2 separate regions of the Homo sapiens genome follow, and region 1 is linked to region 2. Evidence: read pairs that join two places in POLR2A ChIA-PET (ENCODE). Cell type or tissue: OCI-LY7. All regions are shown on one strand. Links, peaks and the distances in the headings refer to the core of each region. The heading gives the core; the rest is flanking DNA.

Region 1 (5,941 bases), core at 1,134-5,133, 230 kb after region 2:
TTACATCTTTGTATCTCTAACGAAAGCATTCAGCATGAAGCTCTGTACACAGCAGACAATTCAATATGAATTTGCTGACTTGAAACAGCAAGCCTAGAAAGGAGATGTTAACTTGGTCACTTAGACAGAACAGGTTTCAGCAATCAGAATTCAGATGACATGGAACTGGTAGAACAGGCGCTTTGAAGCAATAGGACATGAGCCAGTGAGGAGAGGGATGGAATATCATAAACAAAGGCCAAGGGCTTTGCAATCAGAGCTGAAGAGCCAAGAGCACAGGCTCAGGGTGTGGGCAGACTGAATGAGAAAGTGATTCAATCACATGTGAAAGTCCAGATGAGAAGAGAGAGTTGGGATTACTTCTGCTCACCAAACATCCAAAACCAAACAGGTGGATCCGGGTGGTGTGCTGTTTTACTGATGACCATTACACAGAATTTTAACAGAAGGAATGTAAAGCAGTGGTTCTCAAACTGGAGTTCCCAGATGAGCAGCGTCTGCATCATCTGGAAACCTGATAAAGCAGCAAATTCTCAGGCCCTACCCCAGACCCACTGAATCAGAAACTTGGGGGTCTGGGGGAAGATGGCCATCTGTATTTTAACAATCTCCCTTCAGGAGATTCTGAGGCTGGCTCAAGTTTGAACTACAGGTAGTTGGTTCAACAGGTGTTGGTGGACTGACAAACAAAAAGAGACTCCGAGGTAACTCCAAGATGGTAATGTCAGAAAGCAGCTACCACCCCTAGGGCTTGGGGGAACCAACAAAAGAGTTTGGCATTGCCAGAACCTAGAATCTTGAGGAGAGGCCCCAGAGCATTGTGTCTCAGACCTTGAGGACTTGGCACTGGGACACCATGAGGGGTTTCTGGGTGTGGGAAAGGGCTGGAAACTCCCCAGTTGCTGCCACCAGGGAGAACTACAAGTGAAGTGGAAGGTGTGGGCCTTTCTCCCTTTTCTTTTCTCGTCTTCTCTCTCCCCCTGGTGCTCATGTTTGACAGAAAACAGCTGAAAAGGCAGAACTAGTTTGGGGAGTCTTGACCTGGCATCATAAAGCAGAGAAAAGCAAAGCTGGAGTGAAGGTGAGACACAACAGCTCATTAGCAGCAACAGCCGTCTAGCGCTCCAGCTTCTGAATGAAATTCTGAAGAACAGCGCACTTGGAAGACAAATTATTTGACAGTTCTGACAGACGACCAAACTAACAGCATTTGAAAAGCAAGATGACTCAGAGAATACAGAATTTAATCCAAATCCCAGATCCTATCTCTGCCTTTGGCCAGGCCTAATGCAAGGAGAACCTGAGCACACAAATATATGCAGGAATGATCAGGACCTGTGCCTGCATTCTATTCTGTCTCACCCACCTTCAAATTTGTTGTAAAAACATGGGCTCAATAAAGGTTTGTGAATCAGGGAAGGAAGAGAAGGGGAGAAAGGAAGGGAAGGAGCCAGCTCCAGATCTGTGTCTTGCAGAGGATAAAGGCCAGTGTTTTTAGATCACCCAGTGTTTTTCTAAGCCCCCAATACTTATTTTGAAATATCAAAATGTTCAATAACTAAAAAAAAAACCGTTACAACAATAAAACATGTTTGAGGGTCAGATGGACTGGCAGTTTGTGACCTCTGGGGATAAACAGGTCACTTTGGAATCACAGACTTCCTCATTCCCCTTAAATCTCATATGGTACCCAGAAGCCCTTGGAACTTTGGAAGGTGTTTATTCACAGTTGTAATGTCCATGCAGACCCTGGCTCTAAGACCCAATTGTGTAAGGGTAGGTTTGTAGCCCTTATCCCAAACATTCTAAGTGTGAGCCAATGCGTCACACACTCAGAGGCCAGAGACTGTATTGGGGTCCTTTATTTCACGTACGAGTCACATTCCATTAAGAGACCCCAGAAGTCAGCTCTCTTCCACTGACTGGTTCTCTTCCCTTGTTTCTCTTGCCAATGTGTGCTGCCCAGGTGGCAGTGCTCACTGTCAGCAGAGAAGAAAAATGCTTTCCTCCTTGGACCTCTTTTCTCTTTTTCTCCTCCCTACTCACATTCAGGTTCCCTAAGCTTCCCCGCTCCTTGTGCTGAAGTCATTCTATGGTCATTTCTTCAACTGTCTACTTCCCTGCTGGATGGGCACCCAAGACTTGGCATCCTGGGGCATGTAGAAAGGGGAAAGGGAAGGGAAGGGAAAAGAAGTCCTCCCAATTGTCTATCTGGACCTTTCCACACTGCCCAGAGTACTGCTATGGGCATCTCCTTATGTCTCCCGATGTGGTGCATGCCAGACCCTGCAGGTAGAAAAGGAAAGAAAGCAACCCATTGGACCAGGCCAGCAAAGGCTTCAGTCACACAGCTGGCTCATACTTATGGCTTCATATTCTGTTGCCTCTTGAACCAGACATTTCTTCCACTCTCATAACCTCCAGTTTAGCTCGTATTCCTCAGCATTCTCCATGTAATATTGTTGCATGAAACCCATGCAAGTCAGCCAATTTGCTCTTTCTCATCTTGTCATTTATAAATTGATGCTGAGAAGTCTTTTTCCCAAGGTTTTTAGTAATACCTTCATCATCCCCCATAGTTCATTTTGGGCAGTGATTCGCTTCTTTGACTGTACATTAGAATCATCTGAAGAACTTTCTAAAACTACTGATCTCAGGTCTCACACAACACTAATTAAATTATAGTCTCTGGTGGGGTAGGGCTTGGGCACTGCTATTTTACCTTAAGCTCTCTGGAGTCATTCTAATTTGTAGCCAGTGCTAAGGGTTGCAATATAAGTGAATATATTTCACGTATTTGTCAAACATTGACTGAGTGCCCATTATGTGCCAGCCATTATAATAGGCACTGGTGATCCCACAGTGAATCAGGCACACAATGCTGTCTTCACGGAGCTTGTTGTCTAGTGGGAGAGTCAAACAAAAGTGTATATCAATAATTAAGTGATTACAGATTGCAATAATTACAATAAGGGTGATAAACAGGTTGCTATAATATACAATAGTATTGCCTTTCACCAGACATTTCTTAAAGAGGTAAATCATCTATCAGACACCTTTTAAAAATCTCATCTAATTTCAAAAGTGTACATAAATAATTAAGTGATTACAGTTTGCAATAATTACAATGAGGGTGATAAACAAGTTGCTATGAAAGAGAAAGATAGCAGAGATCTGGCTTTGAGATGGTGGTCAGGGAAGACTGCTCCAATAGCTGAGTTCTAAAGCTAAGAAGGAACTGAGAACCTTCACAGAACGTCCCAAGTAGAAGAGAAAGCACACTGAAGACTCTAGGGAAAGAGGTCTGCTTGTTGTAGGAACCGAAAGAAGGCCAATGTGGCTAGGTGCTGGGTAGTGAGGGGAAATGGCACAAGGAAAAAATGAGGTTAGAGAGATCAGTTGATACCAGTTAATGTTGGACCCTAAACATTAACCATGGTAAGTCTTTTAGAATTGATTCTAATTGCAATGAAAACCTTTTGAAAGATTTTAAAAAGATATCTGATAGCTGATTTACCTCTCTAAGAAATGTCTGGTGAAAGACAATACCATCACATTGGAGATGGAAAAAGATGAATGGATTCTAAAAACATTCTGAAAGTACATTCAAAATGTTTTTCAGGTAGCTTATGCAACTAATAAATAGTGGTGGCATTCTGGGTAAGACAAGGGAGGAGCAGGCTTGCAGTTTAGGGCAAGAAAGGGGTGGGGAGAAGAGCTCAGCACTAAAATCATGTGTTCCATTTGGGGCACATCGAGTCTGAGTTGCTATGAGACCACCAAGTGGAGATGCCAAGTAAATAGTCAGTTACATGAATCTGGAGTTCAGTGAAGAGGTCTAGAAGAAAGATGTATATTTGGGCATTATTCGGATATAGATATTATGTAAAGCAATAAAATTGGATGAGATCACCTAGGGAGAGAATGCACATAGATAAAAACTGACCTAGGACCACTTCATGTCTAAAACACCAAAAGCAATGTCAACAAAAGCCAAAATTGACAAATGGGATCTAATTAAACTAAAGAGCTTCTGCACAGCAAAAGAATCAGAGTGAACAGGCAACCCACAAAATGGAAGAAAATTTTCACAACCTACTCATCTGACAAAGGGCTAATATCCAGAATCTACAGTGAACTCAAACAAATTTACAAGAAAAAAACAAACAACCCCATCAAAAAGTGGGTGAAGGACATGAACAGACACTTCTCAAAAGAAGACATTTATGCAGCCAAAAAACACATGAAAAAATGCTCACCATCACTGGCCATCAGAGAAATGCAAATCAAAACCACAATGAGATACCATCTCACACCAGTTCAAATGGCAATCATTAAAAAGTCAGGAAACAACAGGTGCTGGAGAGGATCTGGAGAAATAGGAACACTTTTACACTGTTGGTGGGACTATAAACTAGTTCAACCATTGGGGAAGTCATTGTGGCGATTCCTCAGGGATCTAGAACTAGAAATACCATTTGACCCAGCCATCCCATTACTGGGTATATACCCAAAGGACTATAAATCATGCTGCTATAAAGACACATGCACATGTATGTTTATTGCGGCACTATTCACAATAGCAAAGACTTGGAACCAACCTAAATGTCCAACAATGATAGACTGGATTAAGAAAATGTGGCACATATACACCATGGAATACTATGCAGCCATAAAAAATGATGAGTTCATGTCCTTTGTAGGGACATGGATGAAGCTGGAAACCATCATCCTCAGCAAACTATCGCAAGGACAAAAAACCAAACACCGCATGTTCTCACCCATAGGTGGGAATTGAACGATGAGAACACATGGACACGGGAAGGGGAACATCACACACTGGGGACTGTTGTGGGGTGGGAAGAGGGGGGAGGGATAGCATTAGGAGATATACCTAATGCTAAATGACGAGTTATTGGGTGCAGCACACCAGCATGGCACATGTATACATATGTACCTAACCTGCACATTGAGCACACGTACCCTAAAACTTAAAGTATAATAATAATAAAATAAAATAAAATAAAAAAACAAAAATTGATGTAGGACCAATTCCTGAAGAACACTGACAGTTAATTTTTTGGTTTAGGAGGAGGAGAAGCCAGCAAACGACACTGAGTAGCAATATCCAAAGAAAAAGAGGAAAAAGGAAAACTGGGAGATTATGAGTGTCCCAGAGGGAATGTTTCAAGATTACCATCAGCAGTGAGCTTTGTGTAAAGGTGGCCTCCTGTAATAGAGGTGCGGGCAGGAGAAGGCAGAATAGGGAAAAGGGGGTGAAAAAGCTTCCCTCAAGATTTATAATACAGTGGAAGAGAGAGACAGAGAGAGAGAAAGAGAAAGAGAGAGAGAGAACTTAAGGAGGTAGAGGAAGAGAGAGAACCAAAAAAGAGGGAGCTGAGTATAGAAGCAATTAGATTCATAGTTTTTAGTTGCGGCAGTGATATTTGAGTGGGGGCCTTTTATATATTCCATTCTAGGTGTTTCCCAGTTGATGGGAGAGGGTCTTACCTAGATCTGCATGTAAAAGGGAGTAGGCCAGCTGGCAGACTTGACATGGATCAGTGGTAGAACATCCTAGCAGTTCTGTGAATACTCTCTGAGAATGACATGAAAGGTATTGGTTCAGGCCTTTTGGAGGTGATAAAAACCACCAAAATGTGGACTTATTGCAAATTGTATTTGTTACCATTTGCAATGATTATAATTATTCTCTTATATATAGGCTTTCTTACATATAGCTTCTCTTACACATAGCGTCATGAGTTATGCCTTCTCTTACATATAGTGTCTGCTATGAGTTATGCCAAGCAGGGCAAACAAAATTGCTGCCTTTCTTTAAAAAGAGGACGCTCCTAGTATGGGCCTAATTAATTATGATAATTACAGCTATGGCATGGAACATAAGCACATTCATATACACAAAGACAATAAAATAAAG
Region 2 (5,941 bases), core at 886-4,885:
GTTTAAGTAATACAAATGAAAAAAATAGAGGAGTTGTGAGAAATACATAATTGCATAACAGAAAGTCATACAGGGGCTGATCCATAATTTCAAAGTAAAATCTCTCCAAAAGTCCTTAACAAGTACATGTCTCTCATATTTAAAATACAGACTGAGCATCCCTATCTGAAAATCCAAAATCTGAAATGCTCCAAAATCCAAAATGTTCTGAAGACCAACCTGATGCGCAAAGGAAATGCTCACTGGAGTATTTCACACTTCAGATTTTCAAACTGGGGTGCTCAACTGGTAAGTATATAATGCAAATATTCCAAAATCTGAAAAAAGTCTAAACTCCTAAACACTTCTACTCTCAAATATTTCACGTAAGGGATATTCAAGCTATAATTAAAATATTATGCGTAATTTCCAAAATTCATCACTGTACAAAAAACTTTACTGCTTGCCTTTTATGAAGATCAAAGTAACATACAGATAAGAAGGAATTACAAATTTCTAGAAGATGGTGCTTTGTTCTACTCACTTGACAACCAAAAGCTGTCCAGTCAAGAACATAACAACTGGCATTTACTAAGTGCTTATCATGTACTACTACACGAAGTGGATTCTATTAGTAAGGCCATTGTACAGACAAACAGACTGACACTAAGGGAGATCTGAAGCCACTCAAATACTTGGGAGCAAAATGAAGACTGAAAATCAGGTCTGAACTGGCCTAAAGTCTATGGTATCCTACCAAGGCCAGCGTGCTCAACTTGAGGATTTGAATTTTCTAATTAAAATATTGTTTACTATGTTAAAATTGTCAAGCAAGCTTTTAAAAATTAATAGATTATTCCATCACATAAATGTACCAATATTCATATTTGGAAATTGTTGGTGAAAATTGTTCATGGCAATTACAAAGGTGTCTTCCTCTTTTTTCCAAAATTACATCTGAAACTTGTTACTTCAGCTATATTGTTCACTGAAATAAAATCATTTTTTAAATAAACAGTAGAAGAAATAGAACGTACTAGTTAAGAGTACCATTTGGATTGTACTGTTAATTGGAACTACTTAGGATTCCAATTCCTTTCTTCCACCAATGAGTTGGGTATCAGCCTCAACAATTTCTCATCCTCTCTAGCATTGGTTGCCTTGTCAAAAAAGTAAAAGATTTTTTAAAAAGAGAAAGTAAGAAAAAGAATAACGTGCATCTCACAGGCCAGGGAAAAACTAAATAAGATGACATAACACTAAAACAGGGCTCGTTGTCTAAAAAGAACACACACAAAAAAGTTAAAAAAAAAAAAAAGTCGCATAATACTCAAAAACAAATCAAGAGGCCCACTCCAATCTAAACAATGTGTGACAGGCCCTTCTCAGTGACAGCAAGTCTAAATAACTGGACACACAATTTTGTTTTCCCAACTATGTTACTAGAAACCAAACTTTTACTAACACATTATTTCAAAAAATAAGAAAATACTAGTTGTAAAAGACTAGCAACGCTTCCTTTGGGTGTCCAGTAGGAAATGTGTTAGCTTCTGAAGCACAATACACTTCTGGCTGGGCTGTGATCAGCATCAACAACATAAATTCAGCACACCTGGATCTCAACAGAAAGCCATCCATGCACATTTTCCTTGCTTGCTTGACTTTTGCCTTATTTGACTTTCTGCAGTCTTGGTTTTAGAAACTGACTTTTTTCCTTAAACAACAACAAAACCTAAGCATTTAAATGAACATGATTTCCTTTACAACATGGTCCTGCAGCTACCCCATCCTGAGTGGATCAATGCCATCCAACTGCCTCCCTACAGAGAGTAAAGACTTCATGAAAACCAGCAAATGTAAAAAGCCCAAAAGATCCTGGCTGTGCCTTATGATTAGTAGACTGCGTGATGGGTATCTGTGTGTGCCCACAGTAGCCCCAAGGGGCCCACTATGAGTCTCTGATCATATTCCTTCCAATTCTGCAGTTTTTAACTAACTCTATATACATCAGTCAGTAATAATAGCAGCTAGTGTTTATTAAGTACCCATTTACATGCTGGGAACTATAAATATTTGAATGGTTTATCAATCAAATATTTCATGTCATTTTCACATCGTCAGGAAATAGCATGCCCATTTTACAAAATGAGGAAACTGAGACTCATCAAAAATACGTGAATTGTCCAATGTCCCTAAAGAAATACACTAAACTGCTGATTTCACAGCAGAGAGCTCCCCTGTCAGCCACACCCCTACCTCTACCTGCACGTACTCTCTCCCACATCTGAATCTAAGCATTCGTCTAAGACTGATATATACAGATTCCATGACTGTATTCATCTCTACCTTTCCAAGCCAAATCTTATAGGGGTGCTTCCCCTTCCAGTTCACTGCCCGAGTAGCTTTTTAATGAGGTCTAAAAAATGAATTCAATAAATGCGACTGAGCATCTCCTGGGCCCCATGCATGGTACTTGGGGCTGATAATGTGCATAAGGTGAGGAGAAGAAGAAACATAGACCCCAGGGAAACGCTTGCAGGAAGACAAATGTGGAACAAGCCCAGCACTGACAGAAAGCGAGCTTTTGTCCTCTGGATCGTGGTGGTGAAGCAGAGTTCGCCAGCTGCACTGATACAAACCTGGCTGGGCCTGGGACACTCTGTGCCACAGGTGAGGAAAGCACATTTTCTAAACTTAGGGCCTTTGCCATTCAAAACATCACTATGAACTCATCACAACCTTTCAAAGAATTCTGCACGAATAGTCTAAGCATAAAACAAATCCAAACAATAAATATGTAAGTTTCCCCGTCTGGGGTGTGTGGTTTTAGCAGCAGGGAAGGAGGAAACACACATGCTGCTGCAGGAACACTCTGTCCAGTGCAGCCGGTTCCATCTTTTCATTACTCAGGATAAAGCTGGCTTCCTGGGACCCCCAAAGAGAGAAGTGAAAAGGCAGCTCTTCCTGCCACCTTTAGCCTGTCCCTTCTATCCATGTCCTTGAGGCACCCTAAAGATGCAGCTGCCTCCGTGCTCACACTCATCCCAAACAGAGAGATGCCAAGAGGAAGGAAGTGGTCTGAGGCCTCTGAAAAGCAAAGAGAGCAACTCCTCCTCCAGCTGCTCAGAGGTGAGGTCACAAGTGACAGGCTCAGTGAGCATGTGGAAACCAGGGGTCCCACTGTCCACATAACGACTCCTTTGTGTGGATGTCAGGATTTGCCACCTCCATCACCCAGACTAGAAATGGCTCTGAAACACTAAACAAGCAAATAAGTGAGTACATGTTGTAGAAGACATGTACCAGGAATTGAAAAGTGACAAGCATCTGAGTGAATATGGCCAGCAGACACACTGCCTGGCTGCACAGTATTTTAAAATCAGGAAAGTTTACATGCAGATCTTGACATCCAGCTTCTCTTGAAATGTTGGATGATCAGGGAACAGTGGATCCCAAGCAGAATCTAAGAATTTGAGAGGCTTCCCTCTTCAGACAGGGTCTGCCCACTTCCCAGACACCTCAACCCCCACCACCTCCAGGCTGCCTTATACATAGCATCCCCCGACTCATTCCCACTACCTGCCTGGCCACTGTGGGACATGAGCCCTGACCTCAGTATTACCATCTTTATATCTCACACTACTCTGAATGGAAAACTAAGCAGCACAGATCTAGAATAAGGAAACACTCAGGTTTTTGAGATTTTTATTTTCACCTCCCTTGCCATTATACCCAAAAGCCCAGACACAGAAACAGTGGCCAAGGAAATGGGGCGGTAAAGGGCAACAGGGAGGGAGAGTAAAGAATTAGCACATTCCAGGCCAGGTGCAGTGGCTCACGCCTGTAATTCTAGCACTTTGGGAGGCTGAGGTGGGTGGATCACGAGGTCAAGAGTTCAAGAACAGCCTGGCCAACATGGTGAAACCCCATCTCTACTAAAAATAGAAAAATTAGCCGGGCATGGTGGCAGGCGCCTATTAATCCCAGCTACTCGGGAGGCTGAGGCAGAGAATGGCTTGAACTCAGGAGGCAGAGGTTACAGTGAGCCAAGATCACGCCACTGCACTCCAGCCTAGGTGACAGAGCAAGACTCCATCTCAAAAAAAAAAAAAAAAGAAAAAGAAAAAAAGAAATAGTGCATTCCATGTGGAATCAGTGAAGGCACACCACATAGCCTGGCACACCCCAATGTGGGCACAGAATCAGCTCCTACTCCCACTCTCATGACCACAGTCCAACCACAAGGCAGGGCCCAGGCCTCGGATGCCTTCATCCCATGCACTGCAGTTTTCAACAGGCTTTCACCAATACTGAAACTGATTACACACACAAACTTCTCCCATTTAGACAGAAGTTCTCCCCTCCCTACAAGGAAGTAGAGAGGACTGCATTTCCCTGTCGCAGTTCCAGAGAAAAGGGAATTAAGGAATCAAGGAGGGTGAAATTCAGGTTTTCCCAACAGATGTGAAGAAGCAGGCTATGCAACCTGGGGCCTAGGCCTACCTAGACACGACTTCTAGTAACAGCAAACCTCCAACCTATTGCAACTACAGAAGTTGATCATGTTTTATCTATCGTGCTATCTAAATCCTGAATGAATTATGAAAACAAAAAAGGGGAAGTATATTTTAAAGAAGTGAGACCAATTTCTGAATCCTAACCACACGTAACTCCTTATCAGAGAACAGCATCATCACATTAGTTCTTCCAGTATAATACTAATAATTGCTATATTATTATTGTTAACAATTTTTAAAACATATTTGTATAGTGCCTTATAATTCTCAAAGTGTTCATGTTTCCTTAGAGAAAAAAAGGGCAAGTACTCTATGCCTACTTAACCAGGAAGGGCACTATTGCACAAAGCCTTGAGTAACTTACTCAAGATCACCAGCTGATCAGTTAACATGATGCTGCAGCACATGCATGAATTCCAGAAATACGCAAAGTGACTCTGCAGTCAAGAAAACAGGGCTGGGCACGGTGGCTCATGCCTGTAATCCCAGCACTTTAGGAGGCCAAGGCGGGTGGATCACTTGAGGCCAAGAATTAGAGACCAGCCTGGCCAACATGGTGAAACCCAATCTATACTAAAAATATAAAAATATTAACCGGGCGTGACGGCAGGGCACCTGTAATTCCAGCTACTTGGAAGGCTGAGGCAGGAGAATTGCTTGAACCCAGGAAGTGGAGGTTGCAGTGAGCCAAGATCACGCCACTGCACTCCAGCCTGGGAGACAGACAGAGACTCCGTCTCAAAAAAAAAAAAACAAAAAAAAAAAAAAACAAAGAAAAAGAAAACAGTAACCCCTGTTAAGGAGTAAATAGAGAGATAAAACTTGATTACATATACATATATACCTTGATGCATATACCATACATACAGATACCAACGACATATTTTAAAAATTAATTTAGTCCAGGCACACTGGCTCACACCTCCCAGCACTTTGAGAGTCCAAGGCAGATGGATCACTTGAGGCAAGGAGTTTGAGACCAGCCTGACTACAAATAGAAAAATTAGCTGGACACAGTAGTATGTACCTATAATCCCAGCTACTGGGGAGGCTGAGGCATGAAAATTGTTTGAACCTGAGAGGCAGAGGTTGCAGGGAGCCAAGACAGTACCACTGCACTCTAGCCTGGGCAACAGACTGAGACTGTCTTGGAAAAATACTAATAATAATTTAATGTTAAGTATTACAGAAGGATCCATCTATTTTGTTATCCTTTTTGCCAGACTATTAAGAAAAGGTGACCAATCTGAATTATGGGTTGAAAACGTAGTTTTCATCAAGTCTTTCTGAAGTTGAGTCAACATTCAAAATAATTACTGCTAAATGGGGCAACACTGATGGCCCTTCCAGAAATGTGCGTGCCTAGAGCCTCCAGGACTCTCAGTCCTGAGCACATGTCGCCCTCTGGTGGCACGCACCTCTCTGAATCCTGGAGAAGTCACTCA

Evidence for each region. Peaks named below come from ENCODE experiments on the same cell type or tissue, not always from the same donor. Only the 100,000 strongest peaks of a DNase experiment are listed, where the experiment ranks them.
Region 1: POLR2A ChIA-PET joins it to region 2 with 6 read pairs; 2 of 35 experiments call an interaction of 5 or more read pairs at or near these places.

What each region holds. Positions count from the first base shown.
Region 1 is chr3:150,934,219-150,940,159 of GRCh38, reverse strand. The region is part of intron 2 of CLRN1 (clarin 1); the gene reads left to right. Among named protein-coding and RNA genes, the nearest start is that of MINDY4B, 32 kb to the right of the region's middle. In OCI-LY7, for the core only: no CTCF peak of the experiment used is centred there; no DNase peak of the experiment used is centred there.
Region 2 is chr3:151,168,431-151,174,371 of GRCh38, reverse strand. All of the region lies in intron 11 of MED12L (mediator complex subunit 12L), which reads right to left. Among named protein-coding and RNA genes, the nearest start is that of GPR171, 32 kb to the left of the region's middle. In OCI-LY7, for the core only: no CTCF peak of the experiment used is centred there; a DNase peak (open chromatin) is centred at 3,061.